2 separate regions of the Mus musculus genome follow, and region 2 is linked to region 1. Evidence: chromatin loops called from intact Hi-C (ENCODE). Cell type or tissue: left cerebral cortex. All regions are shown on one strand. Each heading gives the region's core, and the rest is flanking DNA. Links, peaks and the distances in the headings are about the cores only. Region 1 holds the start of A930015D03Rik (RIKEN cDNA A930015D03 gene). Region 2 holds the start of H2-T22 (histocompatibility 2, T region locus 22).

The links. Peaks named below come from ENCODE experiments on the same cell type or tissue, not always from the same donor. Only the 100,000 strongest peaks of a DNase experiment are listed, where the experiment ranks them.
Region 2: a loop joins it to region 1, with 2.6 times the contacts of the local background. A loop is called at or near these places in 24 of 42 quality-filtered maps.

What each region holds. Positions count from the first base shown.
Region 1 is chr17:35,986,873-36,002,680 of GRCm38, reverse strand. A930015D03Rik (RIKEN cDNA A930015D03 gene) reads right to left here and starts at 8,177. Exons shown (of 2, transcript NR_015618.2): 1 at 8,121-8,177. Gnl1 (guanine nucleotide binding protein-like 1) reads right to left here. Exons shown (of 12, transcript NM_008136.2): 9 at 15,038-15,216; 10 at 14,794-14,956; 11 at 14,428-14,568; 12 at 13,219-14,160. The coding sequence ends at 13,919. In left cerebral cortex, for the core only: CTCF peaks have their summits at 5,532 (motif pointing left) and 8,844 (motif pointing right); DNase peaks (open chromatin) are centred at 5,528, 7,644, 8,211 and 8,840; H3K4me3 peaks cover 2,630 bases; H3K27ac peaks cover 1,888 bases.
Region 2 is chr17:36,036,544-36,052,351 of GRCm38, reverse strand. It overlaps H2-T22 (histocompatibility 2, T region locus 22), which reads left to right and starts at 9,610. Exons shown (of 9, transcript NM_010397.5): 1 at 9,610-10,010; 2 at 10,224-10,484; 3 at 10,667-10,903; 4 at 11,599-11,874; 5 at 12,023-12,127; 6 at 12,978-13,010; 7 at 13,129-13,175; 8 at 13,298-13,367; 9 at 13,576-13,945. The coding sequence starts at 9,926. The coding sequence ends at 13,601. It overlaps Gm6034 (predicted gene 6034), which reads right to left and starts at 9,391. Exons shown (of 3, transcript NM_001034909.3): 1 at 9,135-9,391. The coding sequence starts at 9,222. It overlaps A930015D03Rik (RIKEN cDNA A930015D03 gene), which reads right to left. Exons shown (of 2, transcript NR_015618.2): 2 at 14,178-14,919. In left cerebral cortex, for the core only: no CTCF peak of the experiment used is centred there; a DNase peak (open chromatin) is centred at 9,524; H3K4me3 peaks cover 1,586 bases; H3K27ac peaks cover 209 bases.

The sequences.
Region 1 (15,808 bases), core at 4,960-12,959:
TTTGCAGACACCACTCAGGGGTCTGCGTAGTTACCAGACTGTTTCTGTGGTAAAGCACCAAGACCAAGGTAGCTTATCAAAGGAAGCTTTTAATTTGGGGCCCATGGTTCCAGAGAGCTAAGAGTCCACAGCCATCATGCAGGCAGGCAGGCTTCCTGCCTGAACAGTATCAATCACCATGCCTGGCTGAATGCAGGTTTTAAGTTTCACCAAACCTTGTTGCCACCAACCTTGTGAATATGAATTGGACCCCATAGTTACCCAAGAGAGCTACCTGGGAATGGAGTGGGTGAGCTTTTGAAACCTCCAAGTCTGCCCCCCACCCCAGTGATACACCGCCTCCAGCAAGGCCACGCCTCCCAATCTTTCCCAAACAGTTCCACCAAGTTCAGACAGAGTCTTCAAATACATGAGCCTATAGAGACCATTCTCATTCAAACCACCACAGGACGCAAGGGATGGGCTTATCTGGGTGGGCAAGGAGATACAGGAAGAAGCCATTGCAAGCCCAGAGAACAGCATCAGGAGATCTTGCTGCTACCTTGGAATCTCTTAGTCATGGGCGGGGTAGGTGGGTGGGGGATGACTAACTAGAATTTTGTGGTGAGGATCAGGCTTATCACAGTGGCCCACACAGCCAGCTTGTTAGAAACTGACACATCAGGAAACTATGCTAAGCACAGTTGAGGGGGAGGGGGCGCGAAGACTTCTGTGAAGACCCATGCCTATTCCAAGCCCATTCCCTCCCCCCCCGCCCCGCCCCCCCATAAAACAGCCCAGACGGAAAGCCACCAAAGAGAATTCTTCCTCCCAAGTGCTGGGATTAAAGGTGTGCGCCACCACCACCTGACCAAAGAGAACTCTTCAAAAGTGTGGGAGGGATGCTGAAGTACAGCTCACCACAGTTGATGGCTTCTGGCGGGGCGTGGGACAGGAAGGACTCAGTTCTAAGGAGCAGACTTAGAACTTATGCTCCAATGAGCATAGACATAACACAAATTGAACCTTTTTTATCTTTATTTTTGCTTTCCTTTGGAGAGTCACATGGGTGGGAAGCATGGAAGGACTGGGAAGTGAGTCTGATAGGGGTGCATGGTGTAAAAATCCCAGAGAATCAATAAAAATGTTTTAAGAAAGAAACAAATAAATAAAACAAAACAAACAAAAAACAACAAAAACAAAGAGAAGAGAAGAGAAGAGAAGAGAAGAGAAGAGAAGAGAAGAGACGAGACGAGACGAGACGAGACTATGTCAAGACCTTTAAAGAGGCTGGGAAAGCCAAGTGCTCTGACCAAGCCCCAGTGTGGAATTCCCCACCCTAGCAAGCAGTCCCAGATGTGGTAGAAATGACTAAGTGAACTTGGCAGAGAGATGACAAGATTCAAGCTCTTGCTGGGCACGGTGGCGCACATCTTTAACCCCAGCACTCGGGAGGCACAGGCAGGCGGAGGAGTTCGAGGCCAGCCTGGTCTACAGAGTGAGTTCCAAGACAGCCAGGGCTACACAGAGAAACCCTGTCTTGAAAAACCACACACACACACAAAAGACTCAAGCTCTTGCGTGGTATTGTTATGCCCTGGGTCCCCAGGAAATCCAGATGAGTCTAAAAACTGCAAAGTCCACTGCAACTCGCAAAAGAGTCTTTTATTTCCAAGTTTGAACTCGGTTCGCCATGAAGCAGGAGGGAGGGGGGGTTAATGGCTGTTTGTTCAAGGACTACTTTTATGGCCAGTCATAGCTGTCTGTGACCCGACCTCTGTTTACCTTTTACTTTTTCCATGGTCTCCCTTGAGCTTGTTATTTCTCTAAGGTCTCAAGGACAGGCAGTTTTGCTGCTTAACAGCAGGAGAGTTGAATGCCATTCTAATGCTAGGGGAGGGGGACGGAGGATGGGAGCCTCTGGCAGGGAACACAGAGGCAAACTGTACAACATTGTATAGTCTCTCTAGTATCAGTAATTCGGGAGTTACAACAGTATATGGTATGCATAAAGGCCAGAGGATAAAGAAGAAACTAATAAAAATCGTTAGTATACATGCATGTATTTAGTGAGTGAGTGAGTGGGTGAGTGAGTGTATGTGTGTACATGTGAGGGTCACAGGACAGCTTGTGGGAGTCAGTTCTCACATGCGGTCTGGGGATCAAACTTAAGTCATTGAGCTTGGCAATATGCCCTGTACCCAAGGAGCCTTCTCTTAAGCCCCAATAAACATCTTTGAATTCTTATCTTTTTTTTTTTTTAACTTTTGTTTGTTTGTTTGTTTTGTTTTTTCGAGACAGGGTTTCTCTGTGTAGCCCTGGCTATCCTGGAACTCACTTTGTAGACCAGGCTGGCCTCGAACTTAGAAAGTTGGAAGGGGGTCTCGGATGCCCTGGAAATGTGACAGACAGCTGTGAGCCACCGTGTGATCCTCTGCAGGAGCAGCCTGGTGTTCTTGACCACTGAGCCATCTCTCCTATCTTTGCTAGTGTGCTGTGGGGTCCAATTCATATTTCTCAAGGTTGGTGGCAACAAGGTTTGGTGAAACTTAAAACCTACATTCAGCCAGGAACAGTGATACACGCCTTTAATCCCAGCACTCAGGAGACAGAAGCAGGCGGATCTCTGTGAGTTCAAGGCTGACCTGGTTTACATAGCAAGTTCTAGTATAATCAGGGCTACATCAAGAGAGACCCTGTTTCAAAAAACCAAATAAGGGGCTGGAGAGATGGCTCAGCAGCTATGATTGTTGAGCATTCTTACAGAGGACCTGGGTTCAGTTCTCAGTACCCACATGGCAGATTACAAGCTTTTGTAACTCTGGCTCTAGGCACATACATGGTGCACAGACAAAAATATACACACTCATAAAACAAAAATATATGTTAAACAAAGATTTACCTAAATACATAAAACAAACAAAAGAGTGTATCTCTTTTTTTTTTTTTTAAGATTTACTTATATGTAAGTACACTGTGAGCCACCATGTGGTTGCTGGGATTTGAACTCAGAACCTTTGGAGGAGCAGTCAGTGCTCTTACCCGCTGAGCCATCTCGCCAGCCCAAGAGTGTATCTCTTACTAGGGCTTCAAGCTTTTTTTTCTCCACAGGCTTTGTACCCACATGGTGCACAAAGAGAGAAGGAGGTGAACGCTAAATTTAGAAGAAACACGTGGGGAGTTAAGGTTATTCTAACAAAAGGAAGTGGTCGGGTACTGTGTGTGTGGCAAACATCTGCAACCTGGGACTACTGTCGGGTGCCGACCAAAGGGAGAAATGAAAAGTTTCTGTTTAATGGATACAGAGTTTCAGTTTTACAAGGTGAAGAAGTTCTGAAGACAGATGGTACGGATGGTCACACAAAGATATGGATATATTTACTGCCATTGAAGCGTCCCTAAGGTGGTTAATCTGAAAAATTATATTTATTATTTAAAGTACTAAAATGTCAAGCTAACTTCAATAATTGTTTTATTTTGTACAACAAAAGATGTTTAGCATTATTTAGAACTTTGTTCCATCTCTTAGGAATTTGGCACGTGGTTGTCAAGGTACACGTGTAAGGCCAGATAACAAACTGTATGGTGGGTTCTTACCCAAGAATGTGAGTCCAAGAGCTGGAACTCACGTGATCAAGCTTGGTGACATGTGCCTTTACCCACTGAGCCTTCTCATCAACCCAAGTTTCCCAGTAATTAAATAATCTGTTTCCCTAATTCTTATTTAAGCAAACAAAGCAGTTAAGGTACAGCAGGAGGCAGGTGATGATGGCCTTGCATGAGGTTAATTTAATAATGTAACCATTTTAGAGAATATAACTATTAGAGCGAGAGCGAGAGAGCGAGAGAAAGAGAGAGAGAGAGAGAGAGAGAGAGAGAGAGGAGGGGGGAGAGGGAGAGGAAACAGCTGCCTCTCACACACAGTGTTCTGGGCTATCCCTTCCCCTCACTACCAATAAGTGCCCTGGTGTCTGCCCACACTGCCACTGCCACTGCCACTGCACCTGCCAGCCTCTTCCACTGAACACAGACTGATTCCTCTACAACTTAAGTTAGTCTCTCCCAGTGTCTCCCTTCCTCTAGCCCTCTCCCTCTGTCTCCTCTCCTTATAAAAGAAAGAAAGAAAGAAAGAAAGAAAGAAGGAAAGAAAAAGAAAGAAAGAAAACAAACTTACTGGGTGCTTGCTTTCCGTTTCAGAGGGTTAGTCCATTACCATCCCAAGAGGAAGCATGCCAAACAGACAGGCATGGCGCTAGAAAAGTAGCTGAGAGCTTTAAATCATGATCCACAGGCAGAGGAAAGACAGACAGACAGACAGACAGAGGCAGACTGGGTCTGGCAAGGACTTTCAAAATCTTAAAAGCCACCCTAGGGACACACCTCCTCCAACAAGGCCACACCCCTAGTCCTTCACAACACTCCACCAACTGGGAACCAAGCATCCAAATTGAGGAACTAAACCTTAAGTGAGTAAGTTACATGTCACAAAGTAGCCATCACTTTTCTCAGTACTGAAACAAAATACCTCAAAAAAGAAAAGAAAGAAAAAGAAAAGAAAAAACAAAACACTTAAAGAAGTATCTTTTTTTGGCTCACCCTTTGAAAGATACACTCACTTTACCATGGCTGGGAAGGCAAGGTTGCTGGTCACACTGCACCCACAATCGAGAAGCAGAGAGTGGGGAGTGCTCCTAGTAGCCGGTCCCTTTTTATTCAGCCCGCACCCCAAGCCCACAGGAGCTGGCTAACCCAACAAACCTGACTGGCCTGGAAGCCCCACCCACCAACCCCCATCACCACGCCTCTGCCTCCCTAGTGAGAGGATTGCGAGCTGCCACCAGGCTGATTTTCACTCGGGTGCAAGGGATTTGAAATCAGAGCCTCGTGCTTGTACAGATAGCGCTTTTGCTGACTGAGCGATCTCTCCGGCCTCAAATTTGCTAATCTCTGTGATATAAAAAATGCAAAGTGAGCTGGGCAGCGGGGCACATCTTTGATCTTGGCACGGGGCTGGGGGAGGGGCGGAGGGGTCGGTTTTTTTGGAGCTCGAAAGAGGCTTAGTCTACAGAGTGAGTTCCAGGATAGTCAAGGTTATACAATAGACAAAAAAATCAAAACCAACCCCTGCAAAGTGACATCACTGAGCATGATTTAAGGTGAGATAATATAGACAAAGTCTCCCGCTAGCATAGAGAAGAGCAAAGTGTGGCAGGATAACCAAGCAACAGGTTTTGAGTATTTACTGTTGTGGCAGACATAACCATTTAAGACAGGAGAAAAAATGTTTGTCAATCCTTGTGAAGATGAATTCAAAGAAAGAATGCAAAGTAATCAAGCTACAATTGTGAAAGATGGTTGCTCCTCGTTAGAATTCTGGCCAGATTCATGCTTCACTCTTGGCAGGTGAGTAAGACGAAGCCTGCCTGCCCTGTCTTCGTGACTGGCTGGGCCAGGGTCACCTAGCCTTCCTGCCAATATGCAACCTCCTGTCAGATGCTGCCCTCTAGTGACCTTTTGGGGAACTGATCGTAGAATCTCCATCTTCTCGGTCTTTCTAGACAGCCGCCTAGAACTGTCAGCCTAAACCACAGACAAGGCCTGCTTGCATCCCCTAGTGGTGCAAAACGGTGCAACACGTATCGGGGATCCCATCACTCGATCCAGCAGCAGCTTGGTCGCTCTCCAGCCACAGAACACATAAGGGTACTGGGAAGAGGTGATGGGGAGGGGAGGAGAGGAGAATGAGAGCAGAACCCTGCTACTCTTTTTTTTTTTTTTTTTTTTTGGTTTTTCGAGACAGGGTTTCTCTGTATAGCCCTGGCTGTCCTGGAACTCACTTTGTAGACCAGGCTGGCCTCGAACTCAGAGATCCACCTGCCTCTGCCTCCCGAGTGCTGGGATTAAAGGCGTGCGCCACCACGCCCGGCCCTGCTACTCTTTAGTGTAGCAATCTCCTTCCAAAACGCCCCGTTCTACTCTGAAAAATCCTTTCATCTACATTCATTATTGGCCTAGAAGCAATGAGAGCTGATGGAGGTAGGTCCAGAAGAAGACAGCCACTCGTTATGAAGCAAGATGCTATTAAACAGTTGATGTGTCTAGGAAGGTGTTTCCTGAGAAAGGAGGGGGGAGGGGAAGGGGGCCGGGGGCAGTAGCAGACTCAGGATCTCCACTAGTATCCTTAGCATATTTAATGGGCACTGCCAGACCACCACTACTATACTGAGAAGCCAGGGCTAGCTAGCTCTCAGCTCAGAAGCCATAAAAGGTATAAGAGGCTTTCTGTCTGCCCTTTGCATTGGGTACCTGTCAGAAGCAGTTAGTTAGGACATACCAAACTCTCTGTAATCACACTAACCAAGGACCCCAGCACGTGATTTGTCTCTCAAGGCCTTACACTTCTCCGTCAATTCTTAGCCACCTCTGTTAATAGTCTTGTTATTAACAAGATAGTCAATAACAACCACTCAGTAGGCCTCTGAGACCTTAGCACAAGTGACTCCATGATGGAAGTGCCATTCAGGATGTAAAACTCAGCACCAAGACAGTATCCCCCGGACAAAATGAAAACAAAGACTTAATCCATCAAAGTCTGTAGTTCTGGGGAAATGTCTAAATGTACTAACATTGCTGTCTGCTTCTGGATAACTGTTCTTGTTAACTCAAGTATGTCAACCCAGAACATGGTTTTTGGTGTTTAAAAGTTCACTCGGGGGGGGGGGGTATGGGGGACCTTTGGGATAGCATTGAAAATGTAAACGAGGAAAATACCTAATAAAAAAAAAACAATAAAAAAAAAGTTCACTCAGAGAAAGACTCGGGGACACTGGGAGCCTGGACACTCAGTGTCACCCCCAGCCAGCTACTAAAGACTTTCTAGTGGCTTAAACCCATGTCTGAGCAATCTTCTCGGGCGGATAATACCATCTGTATTTTCCCTGCTGTGTACGGACATGCTATGAACTACCAGCACCAAATTTCAACTCAGCAAGAATGTGATCTGGGCTAGCAACTTTCATTAAACAATGTTTCCTGTGACCACCCAGGATCCAATGTATGAATATTTTTGCCTGCATGCAGCCACCAGTGCTGGACACTGAACCTGGGTCCTCTGGAAGAGCAGCCGGTGCTCTTACCTGCTGAGCCCTCTCTCCAGCCCTGCTTATTAGACTTCTAACACATCAAGAACTTCATTTCAACCAGACATGGTGGCGAATGCCTTTAATCCTAGCGTTCAATAGGCAAAGGCAGACAGAGTCCAGGCCAGACCCTACTACATAGCAAGACCGCCCCCCCCCCAGTCCCCCCCCCTCCAAAAAAAAAAAAAACCAATATCGAGTTCTCTGAGTAACTGGCTTAATCTCTTCCATGGCTCATTCATCCTGACCTCACAGAAATCCACCTCCTGAATGCTGGCATTAAAGGAGTGAGACACCGTGCCTACCACCATTCCCTTTATAAGGTGTGAAGAGTGGAGACCAGAGGACAACTGTATCTTTCCTAACACAGCCTCCATTTTTTTTTCCTCTAAGACTCACTACTTAGGCTACTGCGGTTCACCGAGTAGTCCCGAGTAGTCCCGGGGATCGGCCTGTCTTCCTCCCAGCTGGGTTTTCATAACAAGCCACCACGCTCACATTTTTAAAGCGATTTCCGATGATCAACCTCGGAGGTCCTGTGCTACAAAGCAAGCTCTTTACCGATTAAGCAACCTCCGCGGCCCTAAACAATGTGTTTTAACACACCACGTTATATATTTCAAACGTGTGCAATTTTTGTCACTTACACCTAAATAAATAAAGCTGGGGAAATTAAAATCTAATGAGGGCCGGGCATGGTGGTGCAGGTCTTTATTTCCAGCACTCCGTAGGCCTAGGCAGATAGATCTGGGTTCGAGGCCAGCCTAGTCAACAGATCGAGCTCCAGGAAAGTCAGGGCTACACAGAGAAAACCTGTCCTGAAATGAATGAATAAATCTACTAAGTAAGCTTAGTTGAGCCGAGAAAATTAAAATGAAAAATACTATAGTAGGCGCTTCAAGTTGCGAAGGCTTGACGATTGTACGCTTTTCTAGATTTGATAACCGACATTTCTGACCAAAACAAACAAACAGCGACTTTAAAAGGTTTTCGTGGGCTTACCGTTTGAGGAAGAGACATGGCGAAACCGGTCTGCGACGCCGGACTAGACGCAAAGCCAAGCCCACGGGCGAAACACATCCGTCTTCTTCACCCGTTGGGTGGGACTTCCGCTATCAAGGCTCCACCTTCTTAAAGGTTCCCCAAAAACCGCTAGCAGCTGGGGACCGACCGTTCAAACACTTGAACCTATGGGGGACCATTTCACCCAAAGAATGGACTGTCAGATGGTATTAGAAATTATCTCGAGCTGGCCGTGGTGGCACACACCTTTAATCCTAACACTCGGCACTAGGCAGGCAGGTTGGTGTCTGAGTTCGAGGCCAGCCTGGTCTACAGAGTGAATTCCAAGACAGCCAGGGCTACACAGAGAAACCCTGTCTCAAAAAATAAAACCAAATAAATAAATAAATAAATAAATAAATAAATAAATAAATAAATAAATAAATAAATAAATAAATGACTTTTTCCAACCATTGAAATCTGCTACGAGTAGAAGAACGAAGCTAAACGGTTTCAAAACAGCAGCAACGCAATAGCTCTAAGATAATTTTTATTTGTGGTATGAGATAAGGTCTTGTTATTTAGCCCAGGATAGCCTATCTGTTCACAGCAATCCTCTTGTCTCAGCCTGAAAAGCTGGGGTTAAAGGGGTGCACCACAGCCCAGCTCCATCGAACGTCGCGCGACGTCAGGGTTTCCTCTGCGCAGCCATGACGCATCTTGACCAGCAGGTGGCACTGCGGAGTCGCAGGTGCGGTGGACCGACCCTTTACCCAAGGCTGTGGGGATCTTGAGTTCCAAGTGTTTTTCCTGCTGTTGCAGCTACTCATTACTTACTACCTACTGATACATAATATTTCAACATAAAGATGAGCTGTAGCCGCACAGCTATCTGAACGTCACCACCAGTTATAGGCTGTTGTGAGCTGCTGGGTGTGAATGCTAGAAACCCTGGAAGAGAATCAAGTGCTCCTAAATTGCTGAGCCTTCTCTCCACCCCATAGCCAAATTACTTGACAATTACATCCTTATTCCAATGCCTGCACCTCTATCCGCTATATGGGGCCTTCAAGCTCATCTCTTCAATGGGTCCACTGCACCACAATGTTCAATGCCACCCTGACCCTGCCCACCCCCCACCCCCAACCCAATTACCTTCAACCTCCATCGTCTTCCTCTGGGCCTTCTCTCCTCCCTCCCCTTTACATTCCTGGTTTTCTCTAACTGGCTTACTCCTCTTCCCAGACAAGAAGTAAGACGCCTGCAAATTCTCCTCTCTTCCTACACAGGTTCTCAGCTTACACTACACTCTGAAGATGACCTATTCCTCTCCTCCCACCTCTATGCTGATGGTGCCCAATGTCTCCAGCCAGCATCTCTTCCCCAAGCTGTGCTTGCATATACTGTCTGCATATATTGTCTCTGGAGATCGCCCATAACAAACATGCCAAACTAGAGCCATGCTACACTCTGTTCCCTTACTCTACAACTCCATCACCAACACACACACACACACACACACACACACACACACACACACACACGAGAGAGAGAGAGAGAGAGAGAGAGAGAGAGAAGCAATCCAACAGCCTGTCCATCTATCAAACAGTCAAACAGTCTTTCCCCCACTGTTTCTGGTTCATTTTCCTTCTAGGATGGCTATAAAACCCTCTGGTCACTTTCCCCTTCCAAATAAATGTCCAAGTTGCAAACACAGTGGTCTACAGCCAATTATTTCCCTGCCTTTTAGTCCTAGGGTTAAATTTTTATTATTTTTTTTTTCCAACAGGGTCTCATGGTGGAGCTCTGGCTGGACTGAAACTCAGAGATCTGCCTGTGCCTTCCAAGCTCTGGAATTAAAGGTGTGCCCCACCACACCCAGCTCTATGGGTTTTCTGTTTTGTTTCCAGACAGGATTTCTGTTTAACAGCCCTGGCTGTTCTGAAACTCACTCTGTAAGATAAGGCTGGCCTCAAATTCACAGAGATTCAACTGCCTTTGCCTCCCGAGTGCTGGAATTAAAGGTGTGTCCCACCATGCCTACCTTCACGGATTCGTTCTTTAAAATGGGGACTGAAGAGCTGGCTCAATGGTTAAGAGCTGAGTTCAATTCCCAGCAACCGCGTGGTGGCTCACAACCATCTGTAATGGGACCTGATGCCCTCTTCTGCTGTCTCTAAAGACAGCTACAGTGTACTCATATAAACAAACTAAATAAATATTACTAACGTGGCCGGAGACCTCTACAACCTCTCCTAACTCCTTGCACTCGTTGCCCCAGAACGCGTCTTTACACCACCAATGCACACACTGCGTTCCCTCTCACTTCCACCTACCTTTTGTATGTTCTCCTCTTTCTTCGGTGCCCAGGGTTACTGTCCATGGTACACCGTTTCTCTCCACCCTCCTGTATGGTAGAAACAGCCCCTCAGCTAGAACACACTTCCTGGACCCGCATCTGTGGAACCCCTCTAGCCCAGTGTTTAGTTTGGCCTGCGCGAACCTCTCTGCTCCTCTAGGCTGTTGAGTCAGACTCGAGGAGACTGGCTTCCCCGTCAGGGTTCCCATAGCACCAGAAACAGCTGTTCTTTCTCAGCCTTGCACAACCTCGCGAAGATCCAGCGTCCAGAGCTGTGAAGATGGCTTACAGGCCTGAGTTGGGACCACCAGCACTTAAAAAGCCAGCTGTTTGTTCACCTTAGCGCTTGGGAGATAAGTGGTAGGAAGATTCCTGGAGCTCATTGGCCAGACATTTTAGCCAATCAATGAGCTCCAATCCAAAGAGCAGAGATGGAGGGCACAGTGTCCAGCCATGTCAACACTTCCTGAGCAGGACCCCGGGGATCTTTTGTCACTCTTCTCCCAGCATTTAGCACACTTAAAAAAAAAGTATTACTTTCATCACTCAACAAACCATGCGCTCCACAAGGGCTATTTTTTGTTGTTGTTTTTGTTTTTCGAGACAGGGTTTCTCTGTATAGCCCTGGCTGTCCTGGAACTCACTCTGTAGACCAGGCTGGCCTCGAACTCAGAAATCTGCCTGCCTCTGCCTCCCAAGTGCTGGGATTAAAGGCGTGCGCCACCACGCCCGGCTTCCACAAGGGCTGTTTATCCTTCTTACCCCTTAGCAGTGATATCCTTCTTACCCCTTAGCAGTGATTGACAGGTACTAATAACTCAGAGACTGTTCAGTGGGTAAGTGAGTCCTGGGGGGTTCACTCTAGCTACATGTGAATAAGTTGTGCTAGCAGTGGTGGCTCTTCTATGGTCTGCTGGAGTTAAGACACTGTATTGAAAAAGAATATACAGAATTGGTCCCACGACTTCTGGCAAATAGTTGCCGGCTAACTTTTGTTGGTTCCCTCGTTGGTTGGGGCTAATGACTTAACTCACCTGGACCACTCCCGGCTCGCTCCCTGCTTCAGAATGAGAGCTGTAGAAAGAACGCTAGACTGGCTAGCCACATGCCAGAGCCCAGTTCGACCACAGCCAAAGCGAGGGAGTGAGGATGGCTATGATACCCGAGCACAGGAGGGAGGGATACTGAACACATGTTCTTCCTCTCAGTCTTTCCCCAGCCTCAGATGGCCTTTCTTCTCCCTGACCTCTCTGTCACTAAGACAGCTCTGCCTGGTATTGTTTTCCTATAAAATGAGCAAGATAGGAACACTGACTGAGCACACATATCCCAATTCCTTTGGGAGTGAGCTGCCTCCAGATCCACGTGAGTTCAAAGCCAGCCTGTTCTACACCGCAAGTCCAGGAATGCAGTGAGATCTAAGCCTTTAAAAAAAAAATAATGGGCCGGGCATGATGGCGCTCGCCTTTAAACCCAGCACTCGGGAGGCAGAGGCAGAGGCAGAGGCAGAGGCAGAGGCAGAGGCAGAGGCAGAGGCAGAGGCAGAGGCAGAGGAGGCAGAGGCAGAGGAGGCAGAGGCAGAGGAGGCAGAGGCAGAGGAGGCAGAGGCAGAGGAGGCAGAGGCAGAGGAGGCAGAGGCAGAGGAGGCAGAGGCAGAGGAGGCAGAGGCAGAGGAGGCAGAGGCAGAGGAGGCAGAGGCAGAGGAGGCAGAGGCAGAGGAGGCAGAGGCAGAGGAGGCAGAGGCAGAGGAGGCAGAGGCAGAGGAGGCAGAGGCAGAGGAGGCAGAGGCAGAGGAGGCAGAGGCAGAGGAGGCAGAGGCAGAGGCGGAGGCGGAGGCGGAGGCGGAGGAGGCAGAGGAGGCAGAGGCAGAGGAGGCAGAGGCAGGCAGATTTCTGAGTTCGAGGCCAGCCTGGTCTACAAAGTGGGTTCCAGGACAGCTGGAGCTACACAGAAAAACCCTGTCTCAGAAAAAAAAAATTCATAATAATAATAATGGTTCTAGTGAGGTCTCCAGCTCAAGTCCATACGGCTCCCCATGTCAACTCCACCCCAACCCAACTCACCCAAACACCCATGGGGAACCTTGAGTCAACAGAGGACAGGGAACACAAGCATCAAGGGGCAGACACAACGGCCAACTGTGTGTTGTTTGTGAGGCCAAAGAGCCCTAGATTAGAGACTGGATTTTTCTTAGTTGCGCCTTTTCCTCCTTTCTAACATTCTGGGTACATAACCTTCATGCACGGTCACATGGTGTGGTTCTAACTCCGTATGGCAGTGCAGGTTACAGGACTCATCATGTCCTTCTTGGAGCCATTGAAGGGAGTGAACATTTTAGGAATTCATGGCCGGGGGCCTCAGCCTCTTCTCGAGTTCCTTTCTCTCGGTTGGCAGATTGGCGCTGGCACTGGAGAACATGCTACTGACCCAGGCCCTGAAGGAGATGCCTCTACAGAGCAAGCCACACCCTGCAGTCTGTGCTACCACCCAACTGGACAACACTGTGGCTGCCTCCTTTTTCACCAGGAATTCAGCCCAGGGTTCTCATTTCCACTGGATACAGAGAACTCCTAAAGATGGCCCCAGCCACCTGCCAACTTCTGGGTCAGACCTTAAACAGTCTGAACTCCACCCCCAAACCAGAGCAAATGGGCTCAAGAACTGGGTCTGCACAGCTGGCGCTCTTTGCTCCCATGCTCTTAATGGGACCTGACGCGACTTAAAGAGCCGCTCTGCTCCAACAGTGAATGCTGTTTGCTATAATTAAGTCTCCGCCTGCACACGTTTCATTAATTTTTTTTCACAAGCTTTTTGTCATATTTACATTTCAGTATCAGTAAGTTCCAGAATATAATCCACAGGTCCCCAGAATTTGGAGAACCTTCACACACCCATCTTAATCCCAAAGTCTGTGCTCCATGAGGTCTGGGTCACGAGCAGTCCTGGCTCCGGCACCATACAAAGGGTTTTGTACTTAGCACAGTCCCAGACACAGATTTGATAAATGTTCACTGAGTCTAGAAAATCCCTATAAAAAGCTTCCGTGGTGACACACCTCCACGGCTCCTTCACCCACAAAGCGCTCGTAAAACCAAGGCCAGGCAACAGGGGGTAACAGGACTCTGTTGAAGTGAAGGAGAGGAGGGCTAATACCAGGTGAGCCTGCCATAGACCTCCTCTGTCCATGGGGATTCCTAAAGTGCTATGTGAGAGAGTGGGCAGCGGCCTCAGATAGCTCTGCTTCCCAAAGAGAATGAAGAAGAAAGGCAAAAAGCCTCCCACAGCGGTCAGCCCACACCGACCGCTCTCACCTCAGGCCACCTGGGGAAGGGGCTACAAAGCAGACAATCTTTATTCACAATCAGGGTGGCAAAGGGAAGACACCTCCAGCTCAGCCCAGAAGCAAAGCTGCTGAGGGGGACGTGGTACCAGGTGGGGCTCAGCACTCATCCTCCCCGAGCAGGGCATACGGGTTTCGGGCTGTTAGGCAGGACCCAGGATCTGAAGTTGGGGTGTCCTCATCTCCTTCTCCCTCTTCATCTGCATCCCGGTCCTCCTCTCCTTCCTCCTCACAGGAGCTGCTCAGTTCCTCCTCCTCTTCCTCCTCCTCATCACCTGCCGGCCCCACCCTGCCCTGCGACAGCACCAGCTCTGCAGTCTCTGGGTGAGACTCCCAGGTGCCTGAGGAACACAAACAGATGTCTGAGCAAACGAGCTGGGGCAGAGGTGAAGGCAAAGGCAAGTCTTCAAATGCTGGCACGCACCCCTCACATGATTGCCTACCTGCAGAGCTGACAAAGTTCCTGCATGCCCTCAAGTCCCCACAGCCACCCATTTGCACATCAGTAAACTATCACCAGAACTGCCCAGAGTAGCCCTGGCTGGCCTTGAGGTCTACCCTGAGGCTGACCCCTCAGTAGGGACCGTGGAGAACACGTGGGCTCTCACCTCTCTGTTCGCTGTAACCAGGAGGGTAGAAACATAGGCTGAGGCGGCCATCCACTGCCAGGCGAAGTAGGCTATTGGCCGCTCTGTACACGTCATTTCGAGCTGCCTTGGCCGTTTTATAACCACGTTTCTCTGCCCAAGCTAAACAGAGAAAACAGTAAGTCAGGGACACCCGGGAACCAGGCTCCAGTCCCGTCAGCCCCACGCCCAGTCTTTTCAGTGTTCCACACAGTCCAGGGAAGAGTTCTTGATTGTAGCAGAGTAAAGAAATTTAGGGGCAAGCAGACAACTCCTTTCTTGCGGCCAGAATCTGAGTGGGGAGGACAGGGTAGACAAGAGACAAAAGGGAGAGGCCAGGAAGCCCACCTTCACAGATGTCCCAGGCACACCAGGGGTGCTCAGCCGAAGGGTCCTCTGCCTCTGGGTGGCGCAGGTGCAGCAGGGCCTGCACGGGGATTCTGGAGGCCAGGTAGCCCACAGAAGTGTAGGGCTCCTGGATCTGGGCAATGGGGTAGATTCCAGCCAGAACCTGTGGAAACAGCACTTAGCACCTTGCACAGGTCCACCCTCTCTCCTCCCCACCCAGATCCAGCCCCTTTCTACCACATACCTGCAGCTGCCTGGGCAGCAGCGAGGGGAAGATAAGGCCCGGGCAGTCACAGAGCTTCACAGAGGGGGTCAGAAAGTAGGTCTGAAAATACCGGGTGTGGCCTGGCGTTCTGGAGACACTCACCACCTTCCGCCCCACCAGCCCGTTGATCAGAGAGGACTTCCCCACATTGGGGAAACCTAGAAAGGCAATGCAAAGGACTGTGGGCCAGAGAAGCTGAGCAGTGGTTGGGGCTCCAGCATGGTAACACTGTGCTGGTTTGAATGAGAATGGCCCCCAGAGGCACAGATATTTGAATGCTTGGCCCCTAGCTGGTGGGAACGTTTTGGGGTGGACTAGGACAGTGGTTCTCAACCTTCCTAATGCTATGACCCTTTAATACAGTTCCTGATGCTGTGGTGAACCCCCATCCACAAAATTACTGTTGCTACTTCATAACTACACTTTTGCTACTGTCATGAATTGTACTGTAATATCTGACATGCAGGATATCTGATGTGCGAACTTCACACACACACACACACACACACACACACACACACGAGTCAGGACCCACAGGTTGAGCACCACTAGTCTACAAAGTATGGCCTTGCTGGAGGAGGTATGTTACTAGGGGTGGGCTTTGAGGAGTCAAAATTCCACATTAGACCCAAACTCTCTATATCTCTGTCTCTCTGGTCTGTCTATCAGTTGGTCTGTCCACCCGTTCCTCCTTCCTCTCCTCCCTCCCTCTTACCATGCCTGCTGCCATGCTCCCTGCTATTACGGTCA
Region 2 (15,808 bases), core at 5,330-13,329, 49 kb before region 1:
TGCCCCAAAAGGTAGAGATAAGAAGAGATCACCTCCATACCTTAAATGATTTTCAAAAGCTGTTGGGAGATATTAATTGGCTCAGACCTTTTTTAAAGATTCCTTCTGCTGAGTTAAGGCCTTTGTTTAGTATTTTAGAAGGAGATCCTCATATCTCCTCCCCTAGGACTCTTACTCTAGCTGCTAACCAGGCCTTACAAAAAGTGGAAAATGCCTTACAGAATGCACAATTACAACGTATTGAGGATTCGCAGCCTTTCAGTTTGTGTGTCTTTAAGACAGCACAATTGCCAACTGCAGTTTTGTGGCAGAATGGGCCATTGTTGTGGATCCATCCAAACATATCCCCAGCTAAAATAATAGATTGGTATCCTGATGCAATTGCACAGCTTGCCCTTAAAGGTCTAAAAGCAGCAATCACCCACTTTGGGCAAAGTCCATATCTTTTAATTGTACCTTATACCGCTGCACAGGTTCAAACCTTGGCAGCCACATCTAATGATTGGGCAGTTTTAGTTACCTCCTTTTCAGGAAAAATAGATAACCATTATCCAAAACATCCAATCTTACAGTTTGCCCAAAATCAATCTGTTGTGTTTCCACAAATAACAGTAAGAAACCCACTTAAAAATGGGATTGTGGTATATACTGATGGATCAAAAACTGGCATAGGTGCCTATGTGGCTAATGGTAAAGTGGTATCCAAACAATATAATGAAAATTCACCTCAAGTGGTAGAATGTTTAGTGGTCTTAGAAGTTTTAAAAACCTTTTTAGAACCCCTTAATATTGTGTCAGATTCCTGTTATGTGGTTAATGCAGTAAATCTTTTAGAAGTGGCTGGAGTGATTAAGCCTTCCAGTAGAGTTGCCAATATTTTTCAGCAGATACAATTAGTTTTGTTATCTAGAAGATCTCCTGTTTATATTACTCATGTTAGAGCCCATTCAGGCCTACCTGGCCCCATGGCTCTGGGAAATGATTTGGCAGATAAGGCCACTAAAGTGGTGGCTGCTGCCCTATCATCCCCGGTAGAGGCTGCAAGAAATTTTCATAACAATTTTCATGTGACGGCTGAAACATTACGCAGTCGTTTCTCCTTGACAAGAAAAGAAGCCCGTGACATTGTTACTCAATGTCAAAGCTGCTGTGAGTTCTTGCCAGTTCCTCATGTGGGAATTAACCCACGCGGTATTCGACCTCTACAGGTCTGGCAAATGGATGTTACACATGTTTCTTCCTTTGGAAAACTTCAATATCTCCATGTGTCCATTGACACATGTTCTGGCATCATGTTTGCTTCTCCGTTAACCGGAGAAAAAGCCTCACATGTGATTCAACATTGTCTTGAGGCATGGAGTGCTTGGGGGAAACCCAGACTCCTTAAGACTGATAATGGACCAGCTTATACGTCTCAAAAATTCCAACAGTTCTGCCGTCAGATGGACGTAACCCACCTGACTGGACTTCCATACAACCCTCAAGGACAGGGTATTGTTGAGCGTGCGCATCGCACCCTCAAAGCCTATCTTATAAAACAGAAGAGGGGAATTGAAGAGATTTTACCCCGAGCACCAAGAGTGTCGGTGTCTTTGGCACTCTTTACACTCAATTTTTTAAATATTGATGTTCATGGCCATACTGCGGCTGAACGTCATTGTTCAGAGCCAGATAGGCCCAATGAGATGGTTAAATGGAAAAATGTCCTTGATAATAAATGGTATGGCCCGGATCCTATTTTGATAAGATCCAGGGGAGCTATCTGTGTTTTCCCACAGAATGAAGACAACCCATTTTGGGTACCAGAAAGACTCACCCGAAAAATCCAGACTGACCAAGGGAATACTAATGTCCCTCGTCTTGGTGATGTCCAGGGCGTCAATAATAAAGAGAGAGCAGCGTTGGGGGATAATGTCGATATTTCCACTCCCAATGACGGTGATGTATAATGCTCAAGTATTCTCCTGCTTTTTACCACTAACTAGGAACTGGGTTTAGCCTTGATTCAGACAGCCTTGGCTCTGTCTGGACAGGTCCAGATGACTGACACCATTAACACTTTGTCAGCCTCAGTGACTACAGTCATAGATGAACAGGCCTCAGCTAATGTCAAGATACAGAGAGGTCTCATGCTGGTTAATCAACTCATAGATCTTGTCCAGATACAACTAGATGTATTATGACAAATAACTCAGCAGGGATGTGAACAAAAGTTTCCGGGATTGTGTGTTATTTCCATTCAGTATGTTAAATTTACTAGGGCAGCTAATTTGTCAAAAAGTCTTTTTCAGTATATGTTACAGAATTGGATGGCTGAATTTGAACAGATCCCTTCGGGAATTGAGACTTCAGGTCAACTCCACGCGCTTGGACCTGTCCCTGACCAAAGGATTACCCAATTGGATCTCCTCAGCATTTTCTTTCTTTAAAAAATGGGTGGGATTAATATTATTTGGAGATACACTTTGCTGTGGATTAGTGTTGCTTCTTTGATTGGTCTGTAAGCTTAAGGCCCAAACTAGGAGAGACAAGGTGGTTATTGCCCAGGCGCTTGCAGGACTAGAACATGGAGCTTCCCCTGATATATCTATGCTTAGGCAATAGGTCGCTGGCCACTCAGCTCTTATATCCCATGAGGCTAGACTCATTGCACGGGATAGAGTGAGTGTGCTTCAGCAGCCCGAGAGAGTTGCAAGGCTAAGCACTGCAATGGAAAGGCTCTGCGGCATATATGAGCCTATTCTAGGGAGACATGTCATCTTTCATGAAGGTTCAGTGTCCTAGTTCCCTTCCCCCAGGCAAAACGACACGGGAGCAGGTCAGGGTTGCTCTGGGTAAAAGCCTGTAAGCCTAAGAGCTAATCCTGTACATGGCTCCTTTACCTACACACTGGGGATTTGACCTCTATCTCCACTCTCATTAATATGGGTGGCCTATTTGCTCTTATTAAAAGGATAGGGGGAGATGTTGGGAGCCGCGCCCACATTCGCCGTTACAAGATGGCGCTGACAGCTGTGTTCTAAGTGGTAAACAAATAATCTGCGCATGTGCCAAGGGTATCTTATGACTACTTGTGCTCTGCCTTCCCCGTGACGTCAACTCGGCCGATGGGCTGCAGCCAATCAGGGAGTGACACGTCCGAGGCGAAGGAGAATGCTCCTTAAGAGGGACGGGGTTTCGTTTTCTCTCTCTCTTGCTTCTTGCTCTCTTGCTTCTTGCTCTCTTGCTTCCTGCACCCTGGCTCCTGAAGATGTAAGAAATAAAGCTTTGCCGCAGAAGATTCTGGTCTGTGGTGTTCTTCCTGGCCGGTCGTGAGAACGCGTCTAATAACAGTCTATGCTCCAGCTGGAGGTAGGTGTGGGAGGCAAGATTGTCTCTGAGAATCTTGGGGTGAAGCTGGAGCTCAGGCAGCCCATACTAGCTCCTCCAGCCCCACCTGTCAGTCTCCTGAATGTCTTACTTCTTCTACTGCAGGCAGCAACAGTGCCCAGGGCTCTGACTTGATTCTGGAGACCTTGAAAGGTAACACATGTGTTCTGGGATTGGACCTGAGGCAAACAGGAGAGGACTGGGTCCCAGGTCCACTCAAATCTAGACCTTTGAATGAGAGGTGGGCCTTAGAGATGGCTTCATATTGAATGTCCTGACTCTTATTTTTATTCCCTGAGATAGTTCTGACTTAGAAACTAGAAATGTCTAAAACTGTTTGCTTTTCCTCTATGCACAATGGAAAAAAACCTGGAAAGCCCAGGCTACCTTAGCACACAAGGACCCTGTCCCTAACTTGCCTGTTCTCCTTTCCACAGCCATCCTTCCTGGCCCAGCACGCACTAAGGGACATCTGCATCCTGACAGCTCCAAGCTGCCCTGAGCTGCAGCTCCTCACTTCCACACTGAACATAGGAATCTGAATGCTCAAATCTTTGAGCTGAGGGTTGATTAGTGGGTAAATTAAGGGACTGACAATATTCAGAGTGCTGAGGCAGAAATAATGGCAGCATGGAGAACCTTCCAGAAACTATGTTTCCTGCATTGAGCGTCAGGTGGGACAGGAAGAGGTTGTGGTCATGCCTATCTAGAGCCCAGCTCATGACCACTTTGGTGTGGTCTGGTCACTCTCAGCTCTGTCCTCCTCAGATCTTTTGTCCTTGTTACTTGGTGGAACCAGAGGCTGACAGACTCTATGATCCAAGAGACAGGGGGATGTCCTTGACCTTGTCCTGTCCCCAGGATTCTAAGTAGCCAGGGCAGCTGGGACTGATCACAGCATTGGCTCAGTCCTGGCTCTGGCTCTTCTACCTTCTTCTGTGTTTATTTCTGCACCATTTTAGTTTGTATGGAGTAGTAGGCCCTTTCTGGTTCCTGTGAGTAGTGCCTGTCTCATTCTCCTTTGGGGTGCCTGATTAATGGCAGTAAGTGTTTTTCCATCCTTGTCCCCCAAGGCCCAACTAGGCCCCTACACTCAGGAGACTGCCTTGAGGACATGAACTTCTCCCAAGGAGAACATGTCCTCCTTCCAGGGCCTTTGCCTTGAGATTCTACCCTCTCTCCCCCCAATCTTCCAGAGTCTAACTCCTGTCTGTAGGATCACAGAAAGGACGAAGGAACTGGAATGCAGTCCTGTGGAGACTGTGTTCTACCCTGCTCCACTTTGTAACATGTTATTCACCCTCACTCAGAAAACATGCATGGCAGAGTCACAAGTCTCTGAGTTCAAGCTTCTGGTCCTAAGGGCAAGCAACTGTCTGGGAGCAGCTACACAGTGACTGTGTTGGATTCTCACACCAACACTTGCTAAAGGCATTCCAGCTTTGACACTTCACAGCAGGGCTCTCCAGTGGAAGGTCTTCCTGGATATAGAAGGCTCAGCTGCTGTCAGGAGCTAAGTGGTGGAGGGACTGTGTGATGTAAATAACAATACTTCCACACACTTAAGCAGTTTTTTAACCTTAGAACTTGAGGGAAAACACGCCAGGGCTTGACTTTTGTCAAATTTTCACTGGAAAATACAGATTTATCTTCTGCCTCTGAAAATGAACATCAAATCTACTGGTGGTTCTCACATTATTGGTGGTTTGGTTTGGTTTGGTTTTGAGGCAGGCTCTCACTATGTAGCTCTGACTGTCTGGAACTCACTCTGTAGACCTTGTCAATCCACCTGTCTCTGCCTTCCAAGTGCCTTGTTGAAGGCAGGAACCACTATGGCCTGCAGAGACTGCAATGAGGTCTCTGCCAGTTAGGTTGTTGGTGATCACACTTTGTGAAACCAAGGGCTCTTGGTTATGAGGATTCCCACACAGTTGGTTCTCAGCATCAGTTATTGATTTGTTTATGTATGTATTTATTTATTTAATGTAAAATTATCTACTTATTTAATATGTATGGTTTTCTCGGCCCAATGTGTGTCTGTGCACAACCTTCCTGCCTGGAGTCTGGGGAGGGAGTAGGATCCCCTGGAACTGGAGTTACAGGCAGTTGTGAGCTGTCCTGTAGGTGCTGGGAATTGAACCCCAGTCCTCTAGAAGAGCAACCAGTGATTTTAACCACTGAGCCATCTCTCCAGCCCCTGCAATATCAGTTCTTTTTTTTTCTGTTTTGTTTGTTGTTTTTTGTTTTTTTCCAGACAGGGTTTCTCTGTATAGCCCTGGCTGTCCTGGAACTTAGTCTGTAGACCAGGCTGGCCTTAAACTCACAAATCCTCCTGCCTCTGCCTCCCAAGTGCTGGGATTAAAGGCGTGCACCGCCACTGCCCGGCTATCATCAGTTCTTTTTTTTTTTTTTGGTTTTTCCAGACATCGTTTCTCTGTTGAAGCCTTGGCTGTCCTGGAACTCACTCTGTAGACCAGGCTGGCCTTGTGGCCTCGAACTCATAAATCTGCCTGCCTCTGCCTCCCACGTTCTGGGATCAAAGGCATGTGCCACCACTGCCCGGCTCTACCATCAGTTTTTTTTTTTTTTTTTTTTTTTTTTGGTTTTTCGAGACAGGGTTTCTCTGTATAGCCTTGGCTGTCCTGGAACTCACTCTGTAGACCAGGCTGGCCTTGTGGCCTCAAACTCAGAAATCCACCTGCCTCTGCCTCCCAAGTGCTGGGATTAAAGGCGTGCGCCACCACCGCCCGGCTCTACCATCAGTTCTTAACACACATAATGACAAGGGTATCATCAACCTTGCTGTGAATTTTGCTCTGCCCTCAGTAAACCTACAGTCATGTTCTCAGGCAATCACATGAGCTTTGGTGAACCATCAATATTCTAAACGAATTTTGCACACTATAACATGGCTTTATATAAAAAATGCTTTGTTTAAACATCAATATTTTACTACAAATTCATTATAAAATATACATTGTCATTAAATAAACTTTGATTTAAAAAATAGAATTGCCTGTCATTATATGCTATATTTCACAAATGAAGACAGATTTGTATAAAGGCAAAAATAATACTTTAAATGTCAAATGTCAGTTTAAAAATAACACGTGAGGATAGAAGTAAGTGTGCTGCTGGTCTAATGGGAATTCCTGAGCTTTCTTTAGTCTGAGCTTGGAAATGTGAATGTCAAATCTCTGGAATGTGACTCAGCAAGAATTGTATCAATCATACACATTTACAGCTCCTATGAAGTAACACAAGAGTGTGTAACTATCCCGAGCAGGGCAGTTTTGCAAATTTTGTGTGATGCTTGCCAAAACAATAAAAAATAAACGGGTTAAATTTTAAAAAGAACTTTATTTTAAAGATCTTTCAAGAAATTCTGACCGGTGTCTTCCTTTGTTTTCCCAAGTTTTCGTATTATTTGATTAAAGATAAAATAGAGAAGAATTTGATTAAAGATAAAATAGAGAAGATAGAGCAAACGTTCTTCTGACTTACAGGATGTTGGGTAACACTGGATTTTGGTGTAGGTTTTAACAGAGACAGCTATTTATTTCCTCGCAGAGGTAAAATTAATTCCTCCTGTGGAGAGGGGGTGTTCAGGACCTGCTCACTCTACTCCTGAAGGAGGGAGGCTGGTGGGTGAGCTGTGGTCTGGGATTGCATACTGAGCATACCGTACAGATTTCATTCTCTCTCTGTCACTATCCTGTTCTTTCTCCTTCCTCCTCCTTCCTCCTCCTCCTCTTCTTCATCTTCTTCTCCTCCTTCCTCCTCCTTCCTCCTCCTCCTCTTCTTCTTCATCTTCTCCTCCCTCCTCCTCCTCCTCTTCTTCCTCTCTCTCTCTCTCTCTCTCTCTCTCTCTCTCTCTCTCTAAAGACTGGCTCCAGAGAAGTCAGCTGCTCTGTCAAGAAAAATCTCAAGAGAGACCTAGGGCACAGAGGACTCCTGGGGACAACCAGCAGGAACCTGAGTCCTTTCCAGCTGCCATAAGAGGAAGCCATATCTCATGTGACCCCAGCTCTAGTAAAGCCTTGAGAAAACACAGCAAGAAGAAAAACACAACTATGACCTGGGAGAGCTCCTGAGCCAGGCTCACCAAACTCTTGATGTCCCACACTGTGAGAAGTATCAGTGGTTGGAGTCTCCAGATACTGTACTTGGCTTTTTGCTACATAGTAGCAATAACTGAGAAATGCAAATCTCCCACAATCATCCCGTGGAGTTCTAGGACTCTGAAATCCAGAGCTTTCAAAGATGGGGAATTATCCTAACTAGCCTTTCAACCTGCCCTAAGATATCATAAGGGAGTATTCTTGTCACCTTATTTTAAGAATTAAAATTCTCACAGCTAAATAGGGTGTTAACCCCTAACTGGGATTCCTATTATCCTAACAAAGGGGACTCTAGACATTGTTTTCTCTCAGCATCCATTATCTATTACAGCAGTGATTCTGAACCTGTGGGTCCAGCAACCCTTCCACAATGGTCACCAAACTTAGTTGGAAATCATGGATATTTACATGATTCACAACATCAGCAACATTACAGCTATAATGTAGCAACAAAAAATAACATTATGGTTGGGCTCACCACAATGTGAGGAACTTTGTTAAAGGGTCTCAGCTTCAGGAAGGTTGAGAACCTCTGCCAGAGTCCTGGCTCTTCTCAGTATCTCTAACCCCCACCCCCTACCCTTTGAACCTCTCCAGACCCTAAGCTTCACCCCTTTCCATCCCTCATCTTCTCAACTTTCAGCCCAGCTGCCAGCCAACAGCTCCCTTGGCTAGATGCTCTTGGCCACTTTGTTTCTTCTCCCTGTCCTGGTTCTCTCTCTCTCTCTCTCTCTCTCTCTCTCTCTCTCTCTCTCTCTCTCTCTCTCTCTCTCTCTCTCTCTCTCCCTCTCTCTCTCTCTCTCTCTCTCTCTCCTCCGACTGCCTTCCCCCATCTCCCTCTCATGGCCAGGTCTATTCTGCTGGCTGTGTTCAGTCTGAGCTCTTCCTTTTCCTTCACCACGACTAGAACTGTGAAATGGCTGTACCATTTTCATTCACTACCACCCTCACTCTAGCTCAATTAGATTTTCATGACCCCTGACAACCATTTCCCACACAAAGAAGAATGAGGCAGTGCTGGGCTCCTTCTCCCCAGCCCTCCCCCAATAACCACCCTGACTATTAACCTTCACAAGGTCAGTCCATCAAATGCTAGTTCAGTGAAGGGACTCTGCAAAAGTCATTAGGGCTCCGAACCAGCTGACTTTACTCTGAGGGACTGTCCTGATCAGGGCAAATATTAAAAGGACTGCGTTCTGTGCCCAGACCCACAGTGTGATGACTCTACACAGGAGATTTCCTCCAATGGCCTTCATAAAGCCACCCAAAGAACCCAAAGTCCATGGAGAGTAACCAACATTCCTGCTCTGCTCCATCCAGCAAGGACAGGGGACCTTGCCCAGAAACTGAGAAATGGAATCCTGCCACATGTTCCCTGTGAGCTTTGAGAACTCTGCTTCAGAGATGAGTCCCAACCTTGTGCAAAACTCCATAATGCGAGCTAGTCAACTTGGCAGGTTCATTGAGAAAATATAACTCACTGGTCCTTGGCAGTGCATGTCTTTAATGCCAGCACTCGGGGGTGAGAAACAGGTGGATCTCCTGAGTTTGAGGCAAGCCTGGCCTAAAAAGGAAAGTCCTGAAGGGAGACAGACAGACAGACAGACAGACAGACAGACAGACAGACAGGAGAAGGGATCTCACCTAGGTCTCCAGTGAATTCTACCAAAAAGCTGGCTATTGCCAACATGGGCCCTGGGATGTTTCCTTCTGGAGGAGTCCTGTGTCCCATGAGAGGGCCTGAGATCAGTGTGCAGTCTCCCCTGGATTCCACAGACAGCCTCTGAACAGGTCTCGGGAAGACGGAGTGAAGGAACAGCTCTTTCAGCGCTTTCTGGGCACTTTGGGAGTCTGTGCAAATCCCTGGCAGGCAAGGACTCTCAGGACCTCAAGAGGAAAGTAGCTGGGAGAGTCCCTAATTGGCTTAGTTTCACTTTCGAATCCCCAACTTCTCTTGAGTTTTTCTGCCTAGATATTGATGACTTGGCACTAGTTCTCACTTTCTGTAGGGCAATTTCTCCTAATTATTTGATTGGCTAATAACGACGACAAGAAGCCAATCGCTGGGCTAAGATGAAAAGGCAAGAAAGGAAGTCATGACGTGGGAGAAAGGAACGCCTTTTACCGCCCTGCTCTCTCTGCGACCCTCCTCTCCCCAGGCAGGGTTGAGAGCAAGAAGGTGCAGGATGTAGGCCTGCAGAATTGTCAGACCCAGTGGCGGCTTTTGCCACTGGAAGAATTTCCAACATAAAACAGAGGATCAGTTTGGGACAATCGATTCTGCGACCAGAGGTAGTGTCATTTGGTTACTTTTAAAATTCAGATTTTCTGGTGTTTTCCAATCACTCGCGACTGTAATTTGAAGTTGGGTTCTGAGATAATACAATCGCTGTCGCTCTAGTTTATAAAGCTGTCCAAGATCTGCCCAGTCCCAGATGTCCTGGGTCCTCAGGGCCGCTGTGGTCTGCGCCCTTCTCCTGCAGCTGGATGCCAGACCATCCTGGACTCGGATCCCTTTGGGTGAGTGAGACCGGGGAGGGAAACTGTCTCTACTGGGAAGGCTAGGGATAGCACCACCCAGTCTCTGCACCACCCAGCAAGATCCTCCAGCCCCCCTTTTTCAGCTGTCCCGAGCTTGGCGCCCTGCTCCCTTCCCGGCCCGCACTCCCGCTCGAGATCGAGATGGGGATCGAGGAGGAGGAGGTCGGGGTCTCATCGCGCTCCTCCTCCCAGGTTCACACTCGCTTAGGTATTTCTACACCGCTGTGTCCCGGCCTGGCCTTGGGGAGCCCTGGTTCATAATCGTCGGCTATGTGGACGACATGCAGGTCCTGCGCTTCAGCAGCAAGGAGGAGACTCCGAGGATGGCACCCTGGCTGGAGCAGGAGGAAGCAGATAACTGGGAGCAGCAGACTCGTATAGTCACAATTCAAGGACAGCTGTCTGAAAGGAATCTGATGACCCTGGTTCATTTTTACAACAAGAGCATGGACGGTGAGTGATCCGAACCCATCCCAAGGATGTACCAGGGTTGTCCATATTCACTAGACCAGAGTTTCACCCAACACATGCCCAGTTCCTCAAAAACCAAGAGTCTGCAGGGATTTACTTGGAGTTGGTCTGTGTTCTACTCGTGTTGCTGCGACAGGACTGACCACCAACTATGTCCTTCCTAGACTCTCACACACTACAGTGGCTGCAAGGCTGCGATGTGGAGCCAGATCGGCACCTGTGTCTCTGGTACAACCAGCTCGCCTATGATAGCGAGGATCTCCCCACCCTGAACGAAAACCCAAGTTCCTGTACAGTGGGAAACAGCACTGTACCTCACATCTCTCAGGACCTGAAGAGCCACTGCTCAGATCTGCTGCAGAAATACCTGGAAAAAGGGAAGGAGAGGCTGCTGCGTTCAGGTGCCCAGGGGAGCCAAACCATGTCTGTTTCCTTTAGGCTACTTGCTGGGAGTTTGGAGAGCTGGAGGTGCTGGGTGGGAAGAGAGGACTTGGAGTACAGCTCACAGTTGAGCACTCCCCAGCAAGCACAACTTCTGGTTTAGATCCTTAGCATTCGCAAAAGAGGAGAGGGAGGCAGGTGAATGGGAAGGACTTTTCTCACTCCTCCCCAAGTCCAGAGAGGCAAGAGGCTCTTGTGTTCCAGATCTGTGACAAAACAATGACTTCTTCACAGGACAACCCCTCTCTTACTAGCAAGAAATTCATTTTGGAGACCAATCTTTTAGTAACTGATCAACAAATTCTTGACTTGAGCAATGATCCTAGGCCAATTGGGAGCTATTTCTCAGAACTTGTTCTGTGCCCCAGACTTCAGTGTCTCTGGAGTCAGACTCCAGCTTTTCTCAGTCTCTTGGCCCTCACCCAGCTGAGGACCAGAAGCCCTTCCCATGAGTCTGCAGAGACCTGGAGCCTCCTGTCCATGTTGTCCTGCTCACATCCTAAGGCATCCCTAAGAGCAGATCCTCCCAGGAGCAGGTGCTCTAGCTGGTGTCTAGATGATGGACACCATAATCCCACCCCAGGATGGTCACATGAACACTGCTGAGTCCCCAGAAGAAAGCACGATGCCTCATCCTTTCAACTCTCTCCCTCAGACCCTCCAAAGGCACATGTGACCCGTCACCCCAGACCTGAAGGTGATGTCACCCTGAGGTGTTGGGCCCTGGGCTTCTACCCTGCTGACATCACCCTGACCTGGCAGTTGAATGGGGAGGAGCTGACCCAGGACATGGAGCTTGTGGAGACCAGGCCTGCAGGGGATGGAACCTTCCAGAAGTGGGCAGCTGTGGTGGTGCCTCTTGGGAAAGAGCAGAGTTACACATGCCATGTGTACCATGAGGGGCTGCCTGAGCCCCTCATCCTGAGATGGGGTAAGGAGGGTGTGGGTGCAGAGCTGGGTTCAGGGAAAGCTGGAGCCTTCTGTAGACCCTGAGCTGGTCAGGGCTGAGAGATGAATGGTCTTCACCTTCTCTTCCCCTCTCCTGCCCTTCCCTCCCTTCACTTCCCTTTGCTTCCCAGAGCCTGCATGGTACCAAAAGCCTTGGATTTGGATTGTTGCCATGGTTTTCATTTTGTTCATCATTTGTCTCTGTGTGGTTTGCATATGCATGAAGAAGAATGCAGGTAGGGGAGAAATGTGTTCTGGGTTTCCTTGTCCCATTGAGGGTTTGAAGCCTTAGGTAGAGGCATACCCTACTTAGGTAACAGGATGTAGCATCCACAGTCCTCTTAGCCTGGAGCCTTTTTGTTTAACCTTAAGTGAAGGGGACTAAACAGCAGTTTCTTCTTGAGAATGGTTCTGGTGCCTGGGACCTCATGACCAGCTGTCACAGGCAAAGGTCTCACTGGGGACAAAACTCCAAGGAGGTCCTACATCACCTCAGTCCTAGAAATTTCCCTTGGGGGGGGGGGGGCTGGAGAGATGGCTCAACAGTTAAGAGCACTGACTGCTCTGCCAGAGGTCCTGAGTTCAATTCCCAGGAACCACATGGTGGCTCACAACCATCTGTAATGGGATCTGATGCCCTCTTCTGCTGTAGCTGAAGACAGCTACAGTGTACTCATAAATAAGTAAATAATATTTAAACAAAAAGAGAGAGAGAGAGAGAAAGAAAGAAAGAAAGAAAGAAAGAAAGAAAGAAAGAAAGAAAGAAAGAAAGAAAAAGAAAACTTAATTTCCCTTGGGCCCAGAACTAAGGGGTTTTGCTAGACCAGTGGTTCTCAAACTGTGGGCCGAGAGTCCTTTGGGGGTTGTCCTCTGGCATCCGACATATGAGATACTTACATTACAATTTGTAACAGAAGCAAAATTATAGTTATGAAGTAGTAACAAAATAATGTTATAGGTGGGGGTCATGACAACATGAGAATACTCTATTAGAGGCCACAGCATTAGGAAGGAAGAGAACCACTGGTCTAGGCCCTTATGACTCCCTACTCCCATGCCACCCATATGTGGTTTTTCTTTCCTCAGGTGGGAGAGGAAGGCGTGACACCCAAGAAGCAGGTGAGTGTGGTGAGGAGTGATCTCTGAGACCCTTGGAGCCCATGGGAGCCCACCGCAGTTCCTCCTTTAGCCTCTAGTCTTCTGAAGTCTGACTGGATCCTGTTTTGGTCTTTCCTAGGCAGAGACAGTCCCCAAGACTCTAGCAAGACTGTTGTGGATGATGAGGTAAAACATGGGGTGGCACAGAGGACTCGTGATGGGCAGGTAGAGAGATCTGAGTGAGAAGCGAGCTATTTGGAACATCACGGGTTACAGTAACTGCCCTGAACCTGTTCTTACTCCTATAGGAGATGGGGGTTTGCTTTTGGAAGATTAAGTCCTGTAAAACTTGTCTAGGCCACTCCCCAGGAACTTCAGGTTTGTTTACCATGTCACCCCGAAAGAGGTATCAGCCTGTCTTCCCCACCCCACCCCCAACTCTGTCGGTGTTGTCTCCCAGAAGGCTTCACTTAGCCTCCTCACCCTCCAGAGAACACTCCCAGCTGTTCCCCCTCACCCACCGCCTCTGTGGGATCACCTGCAACAGTTACTGAAGAATGCAATCTTTCCTTTTATATCCCATCAGTTGGCGAGTCTTTACTGTCACCTTGACTGGATTTAGGATCATCTGGGAGATGCCCCTTTGAGTGGCTGGGCTGTGAGGACAGCAGGCCAGTTCTTGCCACCCTGGACAGAAACACATCTCACCTTTCTGGCTCAAGGATCTGAACACCTGTCTCTTGCCTACTCGGCTTCTAGTCAGGCATTTTGTCACCTTGTCAAGGGTCCCAGGGACACAAAGCTCCCTCCTCTCACCCACAGCACTCTGGGTCCTACCCTCAGTGCTTCAGGGACATTTAATCAGGTCAAATTGGGATCAATGGCTTTGATGCAGAAAAGAACTGTGGACTAATAGAGATAGGGTTTAATTAAAAAATATATCTTTTTAATTTTAAGGTGTCTTAAATCTATTTATTTATTGGGTATGTGCATGTGAGAGCTATAGCGCACGTGTGGGAGACAGAGGACAACTTGCTGGAGTCAGTTCTCTTCCTCCACCAGGTAGGTCCCAGGGATGGTTCTCAGGTCAGCAAACTTGGACACAGTGCCTTTACCCACTGAGCACCTGGCTGACCCAACAAAGTATTTTTTGAAGGTCGGCTCATTTGTTGTTACTCATTTTTACTTGACTTTGACTTGGAGGTAAAAGCAGCCTACATCTCTTGGCAGTCTGATCTTGGCATTTTTTCTGTGGCTTCCTTCATTCTCTTGGCCCAAGGCTTAGCTCTGTAGCCTCTCCTCGGTCTCCATAGCAACGCTTAGCTCTACAGCCTCTCTCCATCTCCATAGCACCTAGTCTCTACTGAACAATACATTGGTGTTTTGTTGCAGGACAGGTGGAGTAAGGAGATGCTGGGTCTTGGATCTTGGGGGCTGTGGTCCTGGGCTTCTTCCCTTCTTTGCTTGCTTTCTCACAACGTGTTGACTGGCACCATCAGCTTCTTTGGAAAGACTGAAAAGCTTTCCGATTCTGCAGTTCTTTGGGGCCCAGGAGTATCTGTCAGTCCAGGAATCTCCTTTTCTCCTTGGCTCATGATAACCGAGTTGAGGACTCAGACTGGCATCCGTAACGTGCCTGCAGACAGACTCAGCCTGCCTCTCTCCAGCTTTCCTTGGTCACAACAGCAGGTGCACTTGGCCGTGGGTCCAGACACCTTGCTGGGACCTTCCAAGGGAAAGCCTTGTTTGCTGTTCCCATCGCTGGTTCGGACCATGTATCCCTTTGACTATTCACCAGAGGGTCAGCAGCTACTTGTGTGACCATTCGCCTCTCCTGGAAAGTACATAGCTTGCATTCATGCTCCAGGAGTTGCTGGCAGCCAGCGTCTGGGAAGGAGACATCCAGCTTCATCTTGTCATAGCCGAACACCTGGGAAGGGCCAGGAAAAAGAAAAAAATAAAAGCATGTTAATGTAGACTTTCGGCAGGAAGATTTAGAGAGGTGCCAAGAAAAGAGAAAGATAAATGTTAAGAAAAAATGGCTGCTGCTGGCCATTAATCCCAGCACTTGGGAGGCAGAGGCAGGGGGATTTCTGAGTTTGAGGCCAGCCTGGTCTACAGAGTTCCAGGACTGCCAGGGTGATACAAAGTAACTGTCTCAAAAGATATAATTAATTAATTTAAAAGTAAACATACTTTTAAGAAATCAAATAAATCCAGATCTGAAATATTGTTCTTTGCTCTGTGTGTCTTTTCTTTTTCCAAAACCAAATTTTCAATATTCACCTCATCAGCGACCACGGTTGTAAGCTGCCTGCTGTATGTGGGATTCAAACACAGGTTCTCCGCAAAAGCAGTCAGTGCTCTCTCTTAACCACGGAGCCACCTCTCCAGCCCCAAATTCTAATATTTTTTTCTTTTTTTTTTAAAGATTTATTTATTTATCATATGTATGTACACTGTAGCTGTCTTCAGACACTCCAGAAGAGGGCATCAGACTTCATTACGGATGGTTGTGAGCCACCATGTGGTTGCTGGGATTTGAACTCTGGACCTTCAGAAGAGCAGTCAGTGCTCTTAACCGCTGAGCCATCTCTCCAGCCCCCTAATATTTTTTAAGGTAATAGAAAATCAAGTCTTGACAAGATTACACTTAATGCCTGAGTGGAAAAGTCTGTATAAATTACCATGTACAACAAGGTTGCATGGTAAATTAATGGATTGTTTTACAAATATCCTTTCTAAATCCCCTTGCTGGCTTAACTCTTGGAGTTAAGGAACCCATCTTTAAAAAAAAAAAAAGATTTATTTATTTATTT